Regions from separate parts of the Homo sapiens genome. Here region 1 is linked to region 2. A link is a loop called in an ENCODE intact Hi-C map of the cell type or tissue named here. Cell type or tissue: mucosa of descending colon. All regions are shown on one strand. Each heading gives the region's core, and the rest is flanking DNA. Links, peaks and the distances in the headings are about the cores only.

Region 1 (5,388 bases), core at 193-5,192, 150 kb after region 2:
CCACCCTTCACACAACTGCAAAAAATTATCTCACTGAAATTCATGTCTAATCATGGCACACTCCTATTTTTAAACCCTATTTGGTTTCTCATAACCAACACAGTAAAGTCTAGACTACAGCATCCTTCACAGTAGCCCCATCTACCTGCCCAGTTTGCTCTTCCACTGTAGCTCCACCAGGCACTTTATATGATCGCAACCCAAACTATTCAGTTTCCCAAATACATCCTGCACACGCCTTTACCCTTCTGCACTGTTGCTCATTCCATCCAGAAAGCAGCATAAAATTGTCTCCTTCTCCTTCCATTCTTACCTTAAGAACAATCTTCATCTACCCAGGAAAGTCACTTTCTTTGCCCAAGTATGAAGGCCTCAAGAGGAATGAGGGAAGAAAGGGGAACTCACCTGCTCAGTCAGATCAACTGAATCAACCCTGAATCAATGCTGCTGATCAGGGCCCAGCCGGATCACCTTCACTTTCCTGGTTACCAAGCTCCCTCCTTCAAACACCTCTCCCCGTTATTCAAACAAGTGTACTTTTGAAGTACTCGTACTGAGTATTGTGCCCAGTACATAGCAAGCACTTGGCAAAAATGTTAGCTGTCGTTATTGCTATCAATATCAACAGGCCTTCCTAACTAGCATGCAAAAGTATTCTGAAGTTCTAGAACCCAAATCATTACAATTCATTACAATCTGTCCCATATCAGTTTGTGAGCTTAAAGTCTGGCTTAGCACCAGGCTATAGCTGTTGATTCAATGACAGATGTATAAGCCTCCTTTGAAAAATCATCCTTTCTTCGGTGAGCTCTACTCCCATTAATTCCCTTCCTATGTGCAGCTTAGTGTTCTTTACGTCTCCAAAATATACCTAGGTGTTGGGAGGATTTTGTTCCCAATGACTTTATTTGAAATAAACACCCTTTTATCAACCATCAGCCTTGTTTCCAGGAATGTGTTCCTTGTGTTTCTTTGTTCGAAGTTGCTGACCAGCAGCTTATCACACAATAATAACAAGCATTAAGCAGTTATAATGTGTCAGACACCCACGTAAGTTATGTTTTACCTACATTTATCTCATTTAAGATTCACAATCTTTCCCGCTTTACAGGATCAGAAATTCAGTGATTTACCCGATGTGGCAATGTGACAACTTAGCCAGCGTGGCCAAGTCAGAACTTGAACCTAGGTCCATCTCACGCCAAAGCCCATGTACTTGAACATCGCACCATAGAAATCAAGCCGAATAGTAGAGGACTGGAGGGAGGGTATCTCCTTCAAATATTCAGGGCATCTTAGGCTAGAAAGCCTGAGTCTACTCAGCATTCAATACAGACCAAATACTATCAGTGCCATGGTTTCACCATCTCCTTCAGGCATAATTGGTCACTTGCCCTCATGCAATTTTTGTACCTCTATACAATAGTTTAGATCACTCACTTCCTTAGGTGCTTATAATTAGCTGAGTGTGTGTCTTTCTTAAGGGCAGCGATCTTTTCTTACTCATCTCTTTATTCCTTATTCTGTGTAGCATAGGGCCTTGCATATTCAATGATTGTTATTTATTTCAATGCTCGTTATTTATTTGGACACTCCTGCAGATCTATAAAGAGACCACAAAGTTCCAAAAGAAAATAATCTACATTCACAAAGTAAATGAAGTATGTAGGAGATGCACTTGCTTCATTAATTTATTAATAAATACACAATGTGCTATTGAATAAAACTTGAAACAACTAAACATCTAGAAAGTTGGAAAATATTAAAATTACGTGCCTTATTTTAAATTTTAAAGTCCGAATATTCCTTGCTTCTAGTAAATTAGCAGAAAACAGCTCAAGAGATTGTTACACCCTCTATTCCTAAATCATGGCGATTGGGAAGAAAAAAGTGAAAGATGAGAGAGAGAGAGAGCAGAGACCCTTGGCATATAGTTGACACCCAGTAAAAAAATTTTAAAATAAAAGAAAATTGCTTTTAGATCCCAGGTTTGTAACCCCTTATCATCTCGTTCTAGGAGGTAACAAGGAGTTACTAACTTGGGATCTAAAAGCAATCCTAAGGCTTGAGGCCGAGAATGAGATGTAAAAGGACTCCTGAAAACTACATTTCCCATGATGCCCGTCTCCCCACGCAACCGCGGCCGCGACGTCGCTCCCATGGCAACCCAGAAGGCCTCACTCCCAGACTCCTTGCGGAGCTCGCCGCCTGATTCTAGGCTGGTCACTACTCCGAGCCTGTGACGTTTGCGGCAGCCAGGCCGTCGACGATGCCCAGGTATTCCCTGAACCCGGCTTGCGTGGGAAAGGCTACTGAGAGTATTCCTGGAGAGAGGAAGCCCAGGCGGGACCAGCTGTTGGAAGATTGTGGGGGTGGCTACTTGCCACCAGGATATGCAGGGTCGGGGACCTAGGAATCAGCCTTGAGCATAAAGATTCTGCCGCAAACAGGAAAGAAAAGAAAGTTCCCTAGGTAGAAAAGTGAGAGATTTGGAAAGATCAGCAACTCCACCCATTCAATGATTGAATAAAAGTTTCTTGCAGGCCAGAGACTACTTCCGGAGCAGGACATTCGGCGATGAGCTAGACCACAAAGCCTCCTCTCCCCAGGGGCCTCCCCTCCTGGTGCGGGGGTTCGCAGTAATAAGCGAGGGGAAACTTGGAAGGCACTGTGGAAAGTATAACATCACTTTTAAGGGGGGAAACGGGAGAGGGTTTGTAAACTATATTCTAGCTGTTCAATTCTATGATATTCATTTTAATTACCTGTTCACAAGATATTCCTAAACCTTTTCTCAACAATTTATGCTTAAGCACGTCGGGGAGAGGGGTCAGGGAGTGCATCACAGAGCAGGATAAATCTTTTTCTCTCCTTGGGATAGTGTGGAGAATTGTCAGCTTTCCATCAAGGGATAATTGGTTAGTTATAAAGCTATGGTTATACTTCCCGATTTCCGCAGGTGTCGTGGCTGACTGCAGCACCTCCGTCTTTCCTCTCTGCTAGGTATTTGGAAAGCAGATCCTCATATTTTGAAAGAATGTTGTGTAAATGAAGAGCAAACAGCCCGAAACTGAGTTCTGAAGGCTCACCTGTGAAATAAATGCATGAATTTTAGTGCAAACATTTAAGGACTCCTGTTTTGACCCTTTTTCTTATTCCTGGTTCTTGAATAGTATAATTACAAGCCCTCAATAATTTTTGTAATTGTATAGGCCATGCCCTAAACTACATATATATTTTAACAATTATGACAATCCTATAAAGCTGATACTCTTTTTTATTGGCTTTTTAGAGATAGAGAAACAATTGAGCCTGGGGAATAGCACAGAGGATTGCATATATTAGGTGCTCAATAAATATTTGTTTAATTAATAAAGGAATGAAGGATTTAAAGAGGTTAGGTAGTTTTCCCAAGTTCACATACATAGGAAGTAGCAGAATCAGGCTAGGACCTATCAGGTCTTGCCCATGGTTAGTTTTTAGTTTAATATTCCATTTTCACTTAGGCTTTAATTAATATATATATGATTTTATCGTGTAAAGTTATATATCTGTGTAAAGAAATCAATGAAAGGATTGTTTTCAAAATGTTTGTGGTTTTAGGGTTTTTTTTTCTTTCTTTCTTTATGGTTTTTTTTTGGCGGGGGGAGACAAGGTCTTGCTGTGTCACCCAGGCTGGAGTGCAGTGATGTCAACATGCTTACTGCAGCCTCGACCTCCAGGGCTCAGGCAATCCTCCTGCCTCAGCCTCCCTAGTAGCTGGGACCACGAGTGCATGTCACCACACCCAGCTAATTTCTTTTCTTTTTCTTTTTTTATTTTCTTTTTTTTTTTTTTAGACAGAGTCTCGCTCTGTTGCCCAGGCTGGAGTGCAGTGGCACGATCTTGGCTCAATACAACATCCACCTCCTGAGTTCAGGTGATTCTCATGCCTCAGCCTCCTGAGTAGCTGGAGTTACAGACACCCGCCACCACACCTGGCCAATTTTTTTTTTTTTTTTTTTTTTTTTTTTTTAGTAGAGATGGGGTTTTACCATGTTGGCCAGGCTGGTCTTGAACTCCTGACCTCAAGTGATCCACCCACCTTGGCCTCCTAAAGTGCTGGGATTACAGGTGTGAACCACCACTCCCAGCCTCAGCCAATTTTTTTTGTTTGTTTTCTTTTCTTCTTCTTCTTTTTTTATACTTTAAGTTCTAGGATACATGTGCACAACGTGCAGGTTTGTTACATATGTATACATGTGCCATGTTGGTTTGCTGCACCCATTAATTCATCATTTACATTAGGTATTTCTCCTAATGCTATCCCTCCCCCATGCTAATTTATTAGTAGTAGTAGTAGTAGTAGCAGTAGTAGAGATGGGATCTTCCTGTATTGCCTAGGCTGATCTCAAGTGATCCTCCTGCCTCAGCCTCCCATATACTTTTATATTAAACAAAATTTTTTTTTACCTAAAAACATAATCTAAAACACAAAAAAGAAATGTTTCAGGGAGGAAAGATTATTTGATACACTGGTTTTGTACTTTTCCCATCTTCCTAGGTGACTTAAATGTTTGTGGTTTTCAAGTTGTACATTCCCAAAGTCATTGTACCTCCATATGTGTCTGAGAAGCTGACATACACAGCTATGAACCGTAGGGGAAGACCCAAATGTGACAGCCTCAAATCCTGGCAATAAAGGCTCTGCTTATCAATTTCAGTATTCTTCAGAGAACTAGTTCAAAGCAACAAAAGAAAAATAAAATCATAGAATGACTAATCCTCAGATGTTTTACCAGATTATTGTTCCTCAGAAAATAATGTTCATTTGTTTCATAAATTATACTGAAATAAAATTTCTCTGAGCTTGAAATAAATATTTGAAAGAATTCTTTTTCCCTCAATTTTGTTTTTTCTGCCTCTCATGTAGTGAAACTCTCTGGGAAATTGCAAAAGCTGAAGTGGAAAAAAGGGGAATTAATGGAAGTGAAGGTGATGGAGCTGAAATTGCAGAAAAATTTGTTTTCTTCATTGGCAGTAAAAATGGGGTAATGCTTTCTTTTTTTCAATTATTGTGATGATTTAACAACCATTGGTAAAATATCTGTTAATACTTTGATTAAAATGTAGATACTTCAACACTTTAACCAGATGACCAATCTGGTTTAGCATGAATTAAAAAGTGCTTATTATTAATCTAGGAAAAACTATAATAGTAAACAAAATTTTAGAAAAATATATTTAAACTATTTTTTATTTCATGATTTGAAAATATTCAGGTCTTCTACCACAATTGAGTGTAAAAGCTAGGATTCATGTAAATATCTAAGTCAGTCTCTAAATCAGTAAGTCAGTATCTTAACAATTTTATATTTTAGATTGTTACTTTACTTTTAGAAATCTCAT
Region 2 (5,388 bases), core at 173-5,172:
AGAACCCAAAATGAAGGACATTCGCATAAAGGCAGTTCAGAAGAGAGACTCAGTGAGAAGAGCCCCAGTTGTCCAGGGAGTAATTAATTACCCTTCATTAATTAATTAGTGTACACTTACTGGCTTTCCTTCCACCCCTTCTTCACTTCCCCACTCCCTCCTGTAACCATTTCTCAAATAGACTGCTTGCACCCAAATCCTTGTCTCTGAGATTCTCTTGTGGGAACCCGAACTAAAATAGATTGTTCTTAGACTGGTTATTTATCAAAGAAAGTAGTTGCAACCACATTACACTTATAATTTTGGAAAGCCTGAGCAACTGTATTTTTGAATTTTTGTTTCTATAAAATATTTTATTAATATAAATTATAGGATAAAATGTCCTATGGACTTAATACCAACATCCAAGAAGACAGAAAACAGAAAGAATAGAAAAGGGAAGAGAGTATTACATCAGAGGCTTAGGTTCTAGTCTGGGGTGTGTTTTCAGTTGATGCCATGGCCTTGGGCGTAAGTATTTGTCTGTAAAAGGAACCTAAAATATTTGCCTTACTCACATCACCAACCGATTGTGAGAATTTAAGAACATCATATTTTTAAAAATTTTTGAAAACTGTAAAGCACATATAAATAGGCATTATTGTTATCTGCAATGAGTTTTTTGTGTTAAAAGCCATCTTTTGGAAGACTTTGCAATTTCAAAGCTTACTACAAAGCTAGTTATCAAGACAGTGTGGTACTGACTTAAAGACAGACATATATATCCATGGAATAGACTTGAGAGTGCAGAAATAAAGCCTCATATTGACAGTTAGTTGATCTTCAACAGGATACATACAAACAACTTTTTTTTTTTTTTTTTATGAGACGGGAGTCTTGCTCTGTCACCCAGGCTGGAGTGCAGTGGCGCGATATCAGCTCACTGCAACCTCCATCTCCCAGGTACAAGCTATTCTCCTGCCTCAGCCTCCCAAGTAGCTTGGATTACAGGTGCATGCCACCATGCCTGGCTAATTTTTGCATTTTTAGTAGAGACAGGGTTTCACCATGTTGGCCAGGCTGGTCTCCAACCCCTGACCTCAGGTGATCCGCCTGCCTCGGCCTCCCAAAGTGCTGGGATTACAGTCATGAGCCACCACGCCCAGCCTACAAAGAACTTTTAATGGAGAAAAAACAGTCTTTTCAACAAATGATACTGGAACAACTGGATATCCATATACAAAGGAATGAATTTGAACCCCTATCTCATTCCATATATAAAAAATAATGGGGAAAATGAATCAAATACCTAAATGTAAGAGCAATAGCTCTAAAACTATTAGAAGAAAATAGGCATAAGTCTTCATGACCTTGCATTAGGCAACTGTTTCTTAGATATGACACCTAGAGCACCAATGACAAAAGAAAAAGCCGATAAACTGGAATTTGTCAAAATTTAAAAATATTGTCCTTCAAAGGACACCATCAAGAAAGTAAAGGCCGGGCGCAGTGGCTCACACCTGTAATCCCAGTGCTTTGAGCGATTGGGGTGGGTAGATCGCTTGAGCCCAGGTGTTCGAGACCAGCCTGGGCAACATGGCAAAATCCAGTCTCTACCAAAAATACAAAAATTAGCCAGGCAGATCACTTGAGCTCAGGAGGCAAGAGGTCAAGGCTGCAGTGAGGCAGAATTGTGCCACTGCACTCTAGCCTGGGCAGCAGAGCAAGACTCTGTCTCAAAAAAAAAAAAAAAAAAAAAAAAAAGAAGAAGAAAGAAAGAAGGTAAAAAGACAACACACAGAATAGGAGAAAATATTTCCAAATCCTGTATCTGATAAGGGAATTGTATCTAAGATACATAAAGAACTCTTACAACTCAATAATAAAAAGACAGATAACTCCAGCCAGGTGCAGCAGCTCATGCTTGTAATCCTAGCAGTTTGGGAGGCCGAGGTGGGCAGATCACTTGAGGTCAGGAGTTCAAGACCAGCTTGGCCAACATGGTGAAACCCTGTCTCTTCTAAAAACACAAAAAGTAGCCAGGCATTGTGGCAGGTGCCTTAATCTCAGCTACTTGGGAGGCTGAGGCAGGAGGACCACTTGAACCCAGGAGGCAGAGGTTGCAGTGAGCCAAGATCATACCATTGCACTCCAGCCTGGGGGAAAAGAGCGAAACTCCATCTCAAAAAAAAAAAAAAAAAAAAAAAAAAAGATAACTCGAATGAAAAATTAGCAAATGACCTGAATAGACTTTCTCCAAAGAAGATATGCAAATGGACAATAAGTACATGAAAAGATGCTTAACATTGTTAGTTGTTAGGGAAATGCAAATAAAAAAGACAATGACATACTACTTCACAACCATTAGGATGACTGTAATAAAAAGACACATAATAACAAGTATTGATGAGGTTGTGGTGAAAGTGAAATCCTCACTCACTGCTAGGGGAATTGCGAAATGGTGCAGCCACTTTGAAAAACAGTCTGGAAGTTCCTCGAAAGGTTAAACATAAAGTTCCTATGACCCAGGAATTCCACTTGTAGGATATACCCAAAGCAATGAAAATATATGTCCACACAAAAATTTGTACAGAGATGTTTATAGCAACATTCATTATATAGCTAAAAAGTCAAAAGAACCCAAATAAATGTCCATTAACTGCTGAATGGGATAAACAAACTGTGATCTATCCATATAATGGAATATTATTTAACCATAAAAAGGAATGTATTACTGATAAATTCTACAACATGGATAAACCTTAAAAATAATAGCTAAGTGAAAAATCCAGTCACAAAAGACAACATATTATACAGTTCAATTTGCATGAAATGCCCAGAATAGGCAAACCGATAGCAGCAGGAAGTGGATTAGTGGTTGCCTAGGGTTGAGGGGAATGGGAGGATTAAGAGGTGATGATTAAAGTATACAAGGTTTCTTTTTAGGTTGATGAAAATGTTCTAAGATTGATTATGATAGTGGTTGCACACTTCTGTTAATATACTAAAAACTATTAAATTATACACTTTAAAGGGGTGAATTGTGTAGTATATGAGTGATATCTCATCAAAGCCACCATAAAAAAGTCTTCCGAAAGACTATTAGGAAAACATGAAAGTTTGGAAAAAGTTATGCTGTTTTTATACTAATTAAAAATTTAAAACAATCTAACTGTACAATATTAAATGCTTAAATACACTAGGATAAAATCTTAGGATGGACTATTAACCAATCATGAAAAACATTTTCAAATAATACTTAATGACAAGGAAAATGCTCACAATAATATGTTAACTATAAAAGCCTGATAAAAGTAAGAATTCAGCATAATCCCATATTTTAAGGGAAATAAGTATATGTACAGAAAAAAGACTGAAAGACAACAAAATGTAAAATTGTTTATGAAGACTGCCTGTGGTTTATTTAGGTTATCTTTGTTCTTTCTATCTTTTTATATTTTCCAGTAAAAATGAGTTTATATTGCTGTAGAATCAGGAAACAAAATATTGTGATGCAAATATGGCTATGGGACTCTTAAGAAAAAGGTTTTTATATTGATTTGAGTATATAACAGAGTAACATAGCACTAAAGTTCAAAGTACAAGGCCACCATATGAATTTGATTAAGTAAAGGAAAAGAATTATTGAAAACAAGGATGCAAGTAATTACTTTTTCATTTGGATTGTTTGTTCAAAATGTTGCTGCCAAGTTATCTCACGTTATTTCAGCTAAGCTCAGAGAGACCCCAACCTCCTGAGTTCAGCATGTCATTGGCTGTTCTGTTCCTACACATTGCCCTCTTGCATTTTTTCATTTCCCTGGCTTCAACTGCCTAGTCCTCCTAACCTTAACTCTTGGGATTGACCTGCTGTGTATCTCCTATTTTTCAAAAAAATGCTTTATGCAAGTTTCTAATACCCACCAAATACACTAGTATTGTACTTCATTCGGTACAGTGCAATCAAACACAGGTTGAGTATTCTTTATCTAAAGTGCTTGGGACTGGAGGTGTTGCAGGTTTGGGAATTTTTTGGATTTTGGAATATATGCATATACATAATGAGATATCTTGGGGATGTGACCCAAGTCTAAACATGAAATTCACTTATGTTTCACATATACCTTATACACATAGCCTGAAGGTTAATTTTATACAGTATTTTAATTTAATAAGATATTTAAAATAACTTATGCAATATTTCAAATGCATGAAACAAAGCTGGTTTACACTGGACTATCAGAAAGCAAAGTTGGCTCAATCTCAGTTACCTGTATGGACAATCTGTGGCTGTTTGGCATCACCATCATTCCTGACTCTGATTTTATATGCTACCGACAAGCAATCACTTCCTTATACTTATTTTCACATACTTATTTAATAGGGAAAAAATGCCATGTCACTAACACAGTGAAAAAAATGATGTATTCAGGGTAACTAAGCAGTATAGTAGCCTTACCAGAATACCTGGGTCAGCTGTGAAACAACAGCAACAACAAACGATGGTGGGCTTTCAGCCTCCACCTGCTATGCTGTGTTTGATTAAAAGGTTACTGTACACTGTATTTTATTGTTCTTTAGGTGAGAAGAAACATTAGAACCAGTTTAGGGACCAGGAAGTGGCCCTCTAGTAATGAGGAGACCTTTTGCTGGATGGTTTTTTAAAAAATATTATCCCCAAAGTCATCTACTTTATTGACAATGGTTTTTGTCTGAAAAGTTTCTCTTCGATTTTATAAGCAAACACAATTTTTGTTCTCTTATGAATGCACACTACTCTAGTCCTTTAATAAGCCCATCACAAATTTCCACCATGTCACATGTCACTTGGCACTTATTCTGTAGTGTTAACAATGTCATCTTCATTGTCACCATTGTCACGATCACCTTGATTCAGAACCATATCAGCTATTTCACCATCGGTCAATGAATAAACAACTGAAGCCTCATTATCGATGTTAAAAACTTCTTCAATATCCACTTCTAGCTTACTGCTGGACTCTGAAGGTATATTTTTCACATATGAAAAGAGGTTGGACATCGTATTTTTCTCACTTGACATAGAGAATCTTTCAAAGTCGTCACCTTGTTCATTATTGCCAAACATAGTCACAGGCCAGAGGTTGTGCCAGGCATGAACAACCTGGTCTCTAACCGCTGTGTTCCAACCCCTGGCAACAACATATATGGCATCCTTCATGCTCAATTCCTTTCGAAAATCTTCCACATCCATGCCTCTGTTCACTGCTGCTAGCATACAGTTCAAAAAAGTATTTTTATGTTTACTATTCATTGATCTAAGGACACTCTCTGGTCACATGGCTGAATTAACAAAGTTACATTTGGGAAATGTGGAAACCACATTTAGAAAGTGCATGGCATAAACATTATTTTTGATGAGATTTTTAA

Evidence for each region. Peaks named below come from ENCODE experiments on the same cell type or tissue, not always from the same donor. Only the 100,000 strongest peaks of a DNase experiment are listed, where the experiment ranks them.
Region 1: it touches region 2 in a loop (6-fold over the local background); 30 of 110 quality-filtered maps call a loop at or near these places.

Annotation. Positions count from the first base shown.
Region 1 is chr2:43,771,870-43,777,257 of GRCh38, forward strand. DYNC2LI1 (dynein cytoplasmic 2 light intermediate chain 1) reads left to right here and starts at 2,170. Exons shown (of 13, transcript NM_016008.4): 1 at 2,170-2,277; 2 at 4,913-5,030. The coding sequence starts at 2,270. It overlaps LOC105374571 (a long non-coding RNA gene), which reads left to right and starts at 2,284. Exons shown (of 2, transcript XR_940033.2): 1 at 2,284-2,677; 2 at 3,004-3,123. It also overlaps the pseudogene RN7SKP66. RefSeq lists an enhancer at 2,056-2,105. In mucosa of descending colon, for the core only: no CTCF peak of the experiment used is centred there; a DNase peak (open chromatin) is centred at 2,192; H3K4me3 peaks cover 604 bases.
Region 2 is chr2:43,624,805-43,630,192 of GRCh38, forward strand. No RefSeq gene overlaps it. Among named protein-coding and RNA genes, the nearest start is that of PLEKHH2, 9.8 kb to the right of the region's middle. In mucosa of descending colon, for the core only: no CTCF peak of the experiment used is centred there; no DNase peak of the experiment used is centred there.